Linked DNA regions of Homo sapiens: region 2 is linked to region 1. The links are chromatin contacts, found by Hi-C or POLR2A ChIA-PET in ENCODE. All regions are on one chromosome and are shown on one strand. Each heading gives the region's core, a stretch centred on a gene start or an enhancer-like site at or near the end of the contact. The rest is flanking DNA. Distances are from core to core; before and after follow the strand shown.

Region 1 (4,087 bases), core at 365-2,864:
ATTACTTTTCAGTGTTTCAGTACTCTTCCTTTCCCCATCTCCATCCCCAAAAGACATATTTTAGAACATCCTTGGATCTGTATGTGCTGGTGAAACCAATGAAGACTGATAATGTACATAAGATTATTATCAGTGCTATCTCTGTGAGCTCTGAAGTTGTTGGGATTTCCTCAGGCAATGAATGATGAGATACAGTTGGATAGTGAAAGTGGAAGATGAAAACATGGAAGCAAGCACTTTCTTGATGGACAAGAGATGCATGTAGCCATTTGTGCCTCAGCACCACAGCAAGACATGAAAGAGAGTTGAAATCTTTTTATCCTTACAGGAGAAAGAAAGGTTCAGAGAAGTGCCTAGGAATGAGAAGGTATAACGTCTTTCTTTGTCTTGGGATTCTCTTAATCACATATGTTACCAATGTTTGGTCAGCAGGAAAATTTTGGGGTGAATGGTGCCTAGTTTGATGAGAGGCCAGAGTGGAGCCAGGTTGTTTTCCCTTATCTGAAACATTGGAATCATTTAACAATGTCTTCACAGCTGAGATGTATTATGCAAATTAATTCTCTACTTAGGATGCTACCAAATAATCTGAACAGTTGTTAAAACATCTGGGTCTGTTTAGCAGCATTGATGAAGCCTGGCTTGTCAAATGCATTTTTTTCTTTCGATTTAATCTTAATTAATCCTTGCAGGATCTCTACGAGGTAGGTCTGTATCAACCTTTTGATATGACAGTTGCAAAAAGGCAGATGCAGAGATTAAGAACTCGTGATCGCTGGGCACACTGGAAGCCAAACTGGAATTCTAACATTTCTAACATAGGACAATTTTGGACCAATAATAGTCCATCTACTTTGAATAATTTTTTAGGGAATTGGATCACATATAGGAAGGACTGTTCTTAAGGATTAAAAAGCTCGATTTAAATCTATATCCAGAATTTTACCTGGATGCATTCACTTATTTTCCATTTTGCAAAATTGCAGTTAAGCCCAGAGGCAAAAGCTTCAACAAGACAATCGCAGAGATGGTTGTGACTCGAGTTGGAGACATGATTTGGGATTCTAGATAGAGGCCAATTTTGTAAGAATTTCCACTAGTCTGCAGACTGTAATAATTGTGTTATTTGGATAAGGTTTGGCAAAGCAACTAGTAAGATTAACTGAATGAGTTTTCTGGAGCTTTGCCATTTGGCGCTATCCATTATGTTCTTTGTTCTACCTCATTATAAAATGGGCTATTGAAACTGAAATTGGTTGGTTTATTGGTATGTCAGGTTTTTATTTCCTTTTTTTTCCTTTCCTATTCTTCACATCTGAGCTCTTAATTTGGTTGAAAGCAAGCTCTTCAGCCTAAGTGGATAAAAAACATCCCTTTGAGGATGAGGAAATAGACGATAAAATCTGTGTTCCTAATTTTCTTCAATAGTTCGGAGGATTTTTTTTTCATCCTGTGTGTGTTTTTAAGACCTTGTTAAGTTCATAGTTCTTTTTTCTTTTATTGTTTGAATAGAGCACCATTCTCTTTAATCCCACCTGAGTTTCAAAAATGTATTATTGAACTGCCCAGTTCAGGAATTCAGTTGCCTGTTTTACTGAATGGAGGTATGTATGACCCGATGGTAAAAGAATGTTATTCAAAGACATTTCCGCCTGTTTGTTTCTTGGATCAGTTACTATTCACATAAATCTGGAAAGAAGCCAAAATATGTAAACAAATTAAGAGTTTGAGGATCCCAGTGGGAATATCTATAAGTTCTGCTATAATACAGGAATTTAAGATAAATGAAGATAAATGCAGTATGTTATAATAAGATAGCCAGGAGAAGCAACTATAGACCAATTATTCTTGGCTCTGGTTTGGGAATCTTAATGAATATTAAAAGATTTGGGTTAATCATGGGGTTATGCATAATGTTACTCCTTCCCAAGCCTATATATGTTGCCTAAAGAGAATTTCATTTTCATTTTACTAGCTTTTAATTGTTGCTTAATATCAAACAACTATTCAACTTAGAAGCTATATTCTCAAACCCTATTACATATTTAAAATATGCAAATTATTTTTATCATTAATCTCTTTATATATTACATAAATCAATGAATACAGTAAAGTGTAGTTTGAAAGACTGGAGATTTTCCTCCAAGAGCTTTTTTGATGCACTGTCTTCTTGAAACTGTCAGTCTCAGCCTGTGAACGAAAAGCTGTGTTAGAAGAGATACAAAGTAATGTGGTGTTCTCTGGTCGTTTTATTACCTTTGACCCAGGGCTACAACTTAAATGTAAAACTCCCTCTTAAAAAAGATAGCACAAAAATTTAATTTTACCAGTATGACATGTCGATTAATTTTCGTGTGAGTGTAGAGAAGGAAAAGTGTATTTTTTTGGTAAACATTTTCTAGAAAGAGTTGGAAAACAATTTTATTGTGAGTTTGTGCTTTGTATGCATATACAATAACTTCTAGAGACTGGGTGTCACTGATTTGGCAAAGCAGGAAAACAGTCAATGAATATTTCTAGTGCATATGTATACATAAGAAATACGTGTTTATACCTAATAATTATACATACACAATTAACGATACTCATTGGCAATGCAGGTTAAACACATTTTTTTTTTTGAGACGGAATCTCGCTCTGTCCCCTAGGCTGGAGTGCAGTGGCGCGATCTCGGCTCACTGCAAGCTCCGCCTCCCAGGTTGATGCCATTCTCCTGCCTAAGCCTCCTGAGTAGCTGGGACTACAGGCGCCCGCCACCACGCCCGGCTAATTTTTTTTTGTATTTTTTAGTGGAGACGGGGTTTCACCGTGTTAGCCAGGATGGTCTCGATCTCCTGACCTCGTGATCTGCCCCCCTCGGCCTCACAAAGTGCTGGGATTACAGGCGTGAGCCACTGTGCCCGGCGGTTAAACACATTTTTAAAGCAATGGCATGTCTTTTATGTTGGCAGCCTCATGACTTAAAAAGCCTATGACATAAAAATGAGATTACACTTTCATTTTTTTAACCCAAATTATTATAACATCAGCCCATATTATTACTGCTAGAAACTAACCTGACTCACAGTATTCTTAGCAATTTCATGAATGCTCTAGAATAAGCCCCTCGATTTCTTATACCTTTAATTTTTCATCTTGTCACCATGCTGTTACCCCTGATGCTGATGATCCTCATGAGAAAGCCACTCTACCTGGCACTGCTGCCTCCAGTCTTAACTATCCCTGTGCATCCCACCAAGAGGAAGACTTTCCTTGCATCGAAGGTATCAGTTTGGGATGCTCTTCCAGCTCGATCTCAGATGCATGCAATGAAGGAGGTAGAAGCTAGACTTTCCCTGAAACTTCAATAACCTTTCTGAACAACATAAACATGTACTACAATCAGAAGCAAAGGTGGCTTTGCCACTCATATCAGGCCTGTCTCCACCTGCCTATCAGTAACACTTCAGATCCCTGGATGTTAGACCCCAGCTACTCCTGAACCAGAGGGCAAGCAATGGCTACCCCATCCAAAGGATGTGCCTTATTGGTTATATGAAGATTAGATACTCCTAGAATGGGTGATACTACTATCATCCATTCTCTTCAAGAAAAATGCTCGTGTCCAACAAGTGAAACACAAAATAGTGTGGATATTGATACATTTCCCTGAGTCTGGATTGTTTTAGCCACAGTCAACTGTAACATTGTAATTTTAGAAAATGATTTTTTTCAAAAATATGTTTAACTGGGAGAAATATTTTGTGACTTGAATAAATTCATACGACTTCACCAAGGAACACAAGCATGGGCAACATATGTAAAATACAGACTCTGCTTTTTTCTTTATAAAACCTCTGTGATCTTTATTATGGTAAAAAAAGTATCTTGGAGACAAATGAGTTATTTAACCATAATTACCAGTAAGTTGTGTCTTACTTTTTACCAAATAATTTTCACATTATCTGATGTAACTTTCTTGAGAACTTACAGTTACCCATATATTACAGAAAAGCCTGAGCCTCATGGAAGCCAAGTGAAGATCCTGAAATTACATGGCTAGTAAGTTGCATGGCCAGTACCCAAAGCCCCTATTTTTTGTATTCTC
Region 2 (4,406 bases), core at 1,877-4,376, 45 kb before region 1:
AATTTTCAGTAAATTTCCTTTTTAAAAATTTGCATGTAAGTAAACCCATGCAGTTCAAGCTTATGTGGTTCAAGAGTCAATGGTATTATAAAACCTACTATAGACTTTAGTTTCATATGAAGAAATCATTTACTCAATCTCTTTTTCCACTTTCTACCTCTTTCTAACCTCATTAAAACATATACTTCTCTAATTTTACTTTTTTGAGTACTATTTTCCCTTTACAAAGTCCTGAGTCATTCTTAATCCTTTCTATTCTCTTTCAACGAGAGAATTCTATATATGCTTTCTTCATTATGTATCTAAGACTCATTTGTTTAGATCCTGTCTTCATCACTGTAGTCAAGGTCTCCTGAGGCAAATTGTTCTCTAGCTGGGAACCTGTGAAACAAACATGTTATATGTTTCCAAAATACAATAATGTTACAGGCATACGATGGACATCACCACTCTGAAAGCGGATAATAGAAAAGAAGAAAGGAGTAACCAGTCCTATGTAAGTTCAAAACCTAAGGCAAATGCCATTAGTTCATAAGGCTCAAGATCACTCTTTGGTTCCATATTCTTTTCTCTAGGCCCATGGAGCTGGCAGTCTTACCCCTATAGCTTTGCCAGGCAGGAGGTGGTTCCCCAAGGCTCTCGGTATTCCCACCCACTGCATCTCTGCTAGGCATTGCCCTAATGGAAGCTGTTTGCAGTACCTCTTCCCCTATAGTGGTTCACTGCCTAGGCTTTGCCCTACTGGCTTCGGTCCTATACCGTGACTCTCCATGGGTGGGATCCCAAGCCTGAAGCTCTGCCTGATGACCTTTGAAATTTAAGTGGTGGCTGGGTGCAGTGGCTCACTCACACCTGCACTTTGAGAGGCCAAGATGGGCAGATCACTTGAGTTCGAGAGCTCGAGAACAGCCTGGGCAACATGGTGAGACTCCATCTTTACAAAAACTACAAAAATTAGCTGGGCATGGTAGTGCGGCCTGTAGTTCCAGTTACCTGGGGGCTGAGGCAGGAGGATTGCTTGAACCCAGGAGGTTGAGGCTGCAGTGAGCCAAGATTGTGCTACTGCACTCCAACCTAGGGGATAAAGTGAGACCCTGTTCAAAAAAGAAAAATCTAGGTGGAGAAAGCCTTGACACCTGGGCACTCTGCACATGGCTGTCAAAATGTGCTAGCTTTGTACTCCAAAGTGGGCTTCCACCAGAGCCCAGGTCACATTTCAGCCCACTGGAGCTGTACCTGGGGCAGCCACTTTATAACAAGAATCACCTTTCCTCCAGTTTCCAATAACATGTTTCTAATTTCTATCTCAGACTTCATTAGAATTACTTTTCCCTTCCTTATTATTATCAACATTGTATTCAGGAACACTTATTCTGTAAGAAAATTAAAGCTTTCTCTATAGCTTTCCTCTTTTCCTTCTAAAATTGCCTCTAATGGTCTGTTCATGGCAATGTATGCTTTTTCTTGTATGCACCTCAAAACTCAGTCTCTACCCATTATCCAGTTTCAAAGTCTCTTCCACTTTTTTTGGTTTTGTTACAGCAGCCCCCACTTTGTGATGCCAATTTTCTTTTAGTCTGTTTAGGCTGCTATAACAGTACAATAGACTTGGTGGTTTTAGAAACAACATAAATTTGTTTTTTCACAGTTGTAGAAACTGGCAAGTTCAAGGTGAAGGTACTGGCAGACCCTGTGTCTGGTGAGGGCCTGCCTCCTGGTTCATACATGGTCATCTTCTCAGTGTGTCCTCACATGGTGGAAGGGTGTGGGAACTTGCTGGGGTCACTTGTATAAGGGCACTAATCCCAGTAATGATGGCTCTGTCCTTATGACCTAATCACCCCCCAAAGGCCTTACCTCCAAAAACCATCTCACTGAGCATGAAGCTTCAACACAGGAATTTTGGGGGACACAGATATTCAGTCTACAGAAGGAAACTTCATCATCTTTAAAGCCCAAACTTCTAGGAATACTTTCCAAGTGATATTCATCTGGACCTAATTTTAAAAATAGGATATAGACACTAATTACTCATTACTTGCCATAAATAAATGTACTACTTAGTGTACAAAAGGAAAAGAGAACATTCCAGGAAGCCTTCCAAATCCTGCAATTTGACAGAAGGAGGGGTGGAGTCAGTGTTACAGAGTTGACTCTTGCCCTTTGGAAATCCATTCCTCAATTTAGGAATGGATAGTATAGAACAGAGGAATGAAATTTTTCCTTTTATTGTTTAATTCTGTTTTAAGAATTAAATAAAACTCAAGACACAGTCTGCTGGGTTATTCTCTTTTTCTTCACTATAGAAACTCAGTTTTTATTTGGAATAGCATTTCCCAGCCAGCCTTGTAGCTTGACGTGGCTTCTGTGATATAACTAAAGATTTTCTGGAGACTTTATTTAGAGATACTCTTTGTTCTCACTTTTGCTTACTTCTTCCTGCCTGGAAAATATCCAGTATTGTATGATTAAAGAAACAAATTATGAAGTCTTGCTTTAAAAAGCAGAATGTCATCTATTCCCATTAACAAAAAATTATAAAATGTGTACTCTTTTTAACATCCTAGTGTTATTGTTTACACATAACTCCTATCAAGAGTTTGGTCAGGACAATGGATTTTCTTGAGGGGTGTGATAGGCATGCTATGGATGGAATCTGAGATGATCCCAGGTAGAATGGGAACAAGTTTTTAAAAAATTCGATAGTTATTTATTTGTGTGCTTCCTCATTCTTGTGAAGCTAGGGCACCAACCAGGAAAGAATGAATCCTGTGAGTTGGAATGTTTATGTGTCAGAAGGGTTGGAACCCATAAATAGAAATGTCTTTTCTGGTCATTATAATTGGATACCAATGAGGAAAGGAAAAGGTGGGAGGAAGGGAGATGAATTGAAAACATTAAAGGAAAAGACAAAAAAGTTGCATCCTGAAACACTTGCAGAAACTCAGCAACAAATAGTTCCAGAAACCGAGGTTCTATTCCTTATACTTTTACTTATTCAAAATCTGTACAAATCTTGCTTAGCTCCCCTCTCCTTGACAATAAAATATGTACTGAGCAGCTCCTCAGGTTTCAGTAACATGACACATATTCAGGATGGAATTCTGAGCAAAAACAGATGATGTAACATGATATCTGGTATTGTGGCATAAAGCTTCAGGCAAGAAGAGAATCACTAACACATAAAATTGGGACAAAGACGTGCTAAAAAGGAGAGAGACAATGAGAGCCTAAGATGGATGGATTTGACCAACGCAGGAGATCAAAGACTTTCTTGAGGAGGAGGAATGGAATGAATACCAAATTTTCCATCCAAACACAAAAAATTGGGACACAGATGTGCTAAAAAGGAGAGATATAATGAGGATTGATTTGACCTAGGCAGGAGATGAAAGACTTTGCTGAGGCAGAGGAACAGAATGAATAGCAACTTTTGTATCCAAGCAGAGATCTGAAGGTAGAAGAGAGCATTCAAGAGAGGAGGCAACATACATGAGGACATGTTAAATTCAAAGGACTGAAAATGAGCTAATTAGGTTAGATGAGAGAAAGGGAGAGCATGATGTGTGATGTGGCAAGAGAAATCAATGTCATTTTCCCCTGAAAATAGTGGGTGTGATAATACTAATTAAAATTGGATGGATTACTGAAATTTTGAATCTTTCGCTCATATGCTTTTACTCTTAGGATTTAGCTACAATACTTGAAGCAATACATACCAACATTTCTTGTTTGGAACAGAACTGTAAGACTGAAATAATTTATATATTATGCATTTAATCATGAAGTAAAAATAATTTTCTGTTATTGGGATCATTTGCTTCTGTTATTATATTCTTCTTTCTTTTCTTCTACTCATTTTATACCTTAGCCCTAGTAACTTTGCTTTCTGTTTCCATAATTATCATAATCTGTTATAATTGCAACATATTTGGCTTTTTCTAACTTTGTCCATTACAGAATTCTACTGAAGTGGTTTGTTATTAGGGACAAATTTTTCCATCTGGCCAACAACTTGGAAATGGTATGGATGATTCTTTTACTGTCACCCACTGCCTTTCTACCTCATATCACTAATAACTCCCATGTTTTATATTCTGGCCAAAGTTCAGCTTTCTTGTCAAGTTATTTCTTTGGCTTTGTTACCTATCTTCTGGTTTATCCTTCTTCTATTAGAAGCCCTATGTTCTCTGAATGTTCTTCTTACCTGAAAGTCACAGATTATCTCTAACCCAGATTAGCAGGTTTTTCATTTAAAAACTCTTCAGATTTCCCTAACTACAGGCATCCTTTCTTTGAAAAAAGAAGAAAAAATAGGACTTTTGATCACTGGTATTATTTGGGGAGGTTGAGATGAATTTTTTTAAATTATAAAATTACATCTTTATTTTTTTTCTCAAGTAATA

The links. A loop is a pair of places that touch in the nucleus more often than their neighbours do. ChIA-PET counts read pairs that join two places held with the same protein, here RNA polymerase II (POLR2A). Pooled maps may share reads with other maps.
Region 2: a loop to region 1 is called in a map of PC-9, with 13 times the contacts of the local background. The contact joins two enhancer-like sites. A Hi-C loop is called at or near these places in 4 of 168 maps with a recorded cell type or tissue (Caco-2, PC-9, endothelial cell of hepatic sinusoid and 1 more) and 2 of 50 pooled maps. POLR2A ChIA-PET finds 5 or more read pairs at or near these places in 1 of 52 experiments (PC-9).

Annotation. Positions count from the first base shown.
Region 1 is chr7:16,081,663-16,085,749 of GRCh38, reverse strand. No RefSeq gene overlaps it. Among named protein-coding and RNA genes, the nearest start is that of CRPPA-AS1, 130 kb to the left of the region's middle. Within about 2 kb of position 1,614, at least 2 of the 41 ENCODE cell types and tissues checked have a DNase peak (open chromatin) inside an H3K27ac peak, as active enhancers do.
Region 2 is chr7:16,128,296-16,132,701 of GRCh38, reverse strand. All of the region lies in intron 9 of CRPPA (CDP-L-ribitol pyrophosphorylase A), which reads left to right. Among named protein-coding and RNA genes, the nearest start is that of CRPPA-AS1, 80 kb to the left of the region's middle. Within about 2 kb of position 3,126, at least 5 of the 41 ENCODE cell types and tissues checked have a DNase peak (open chromatin) inside an H3K27ac peak, as active enhancers do.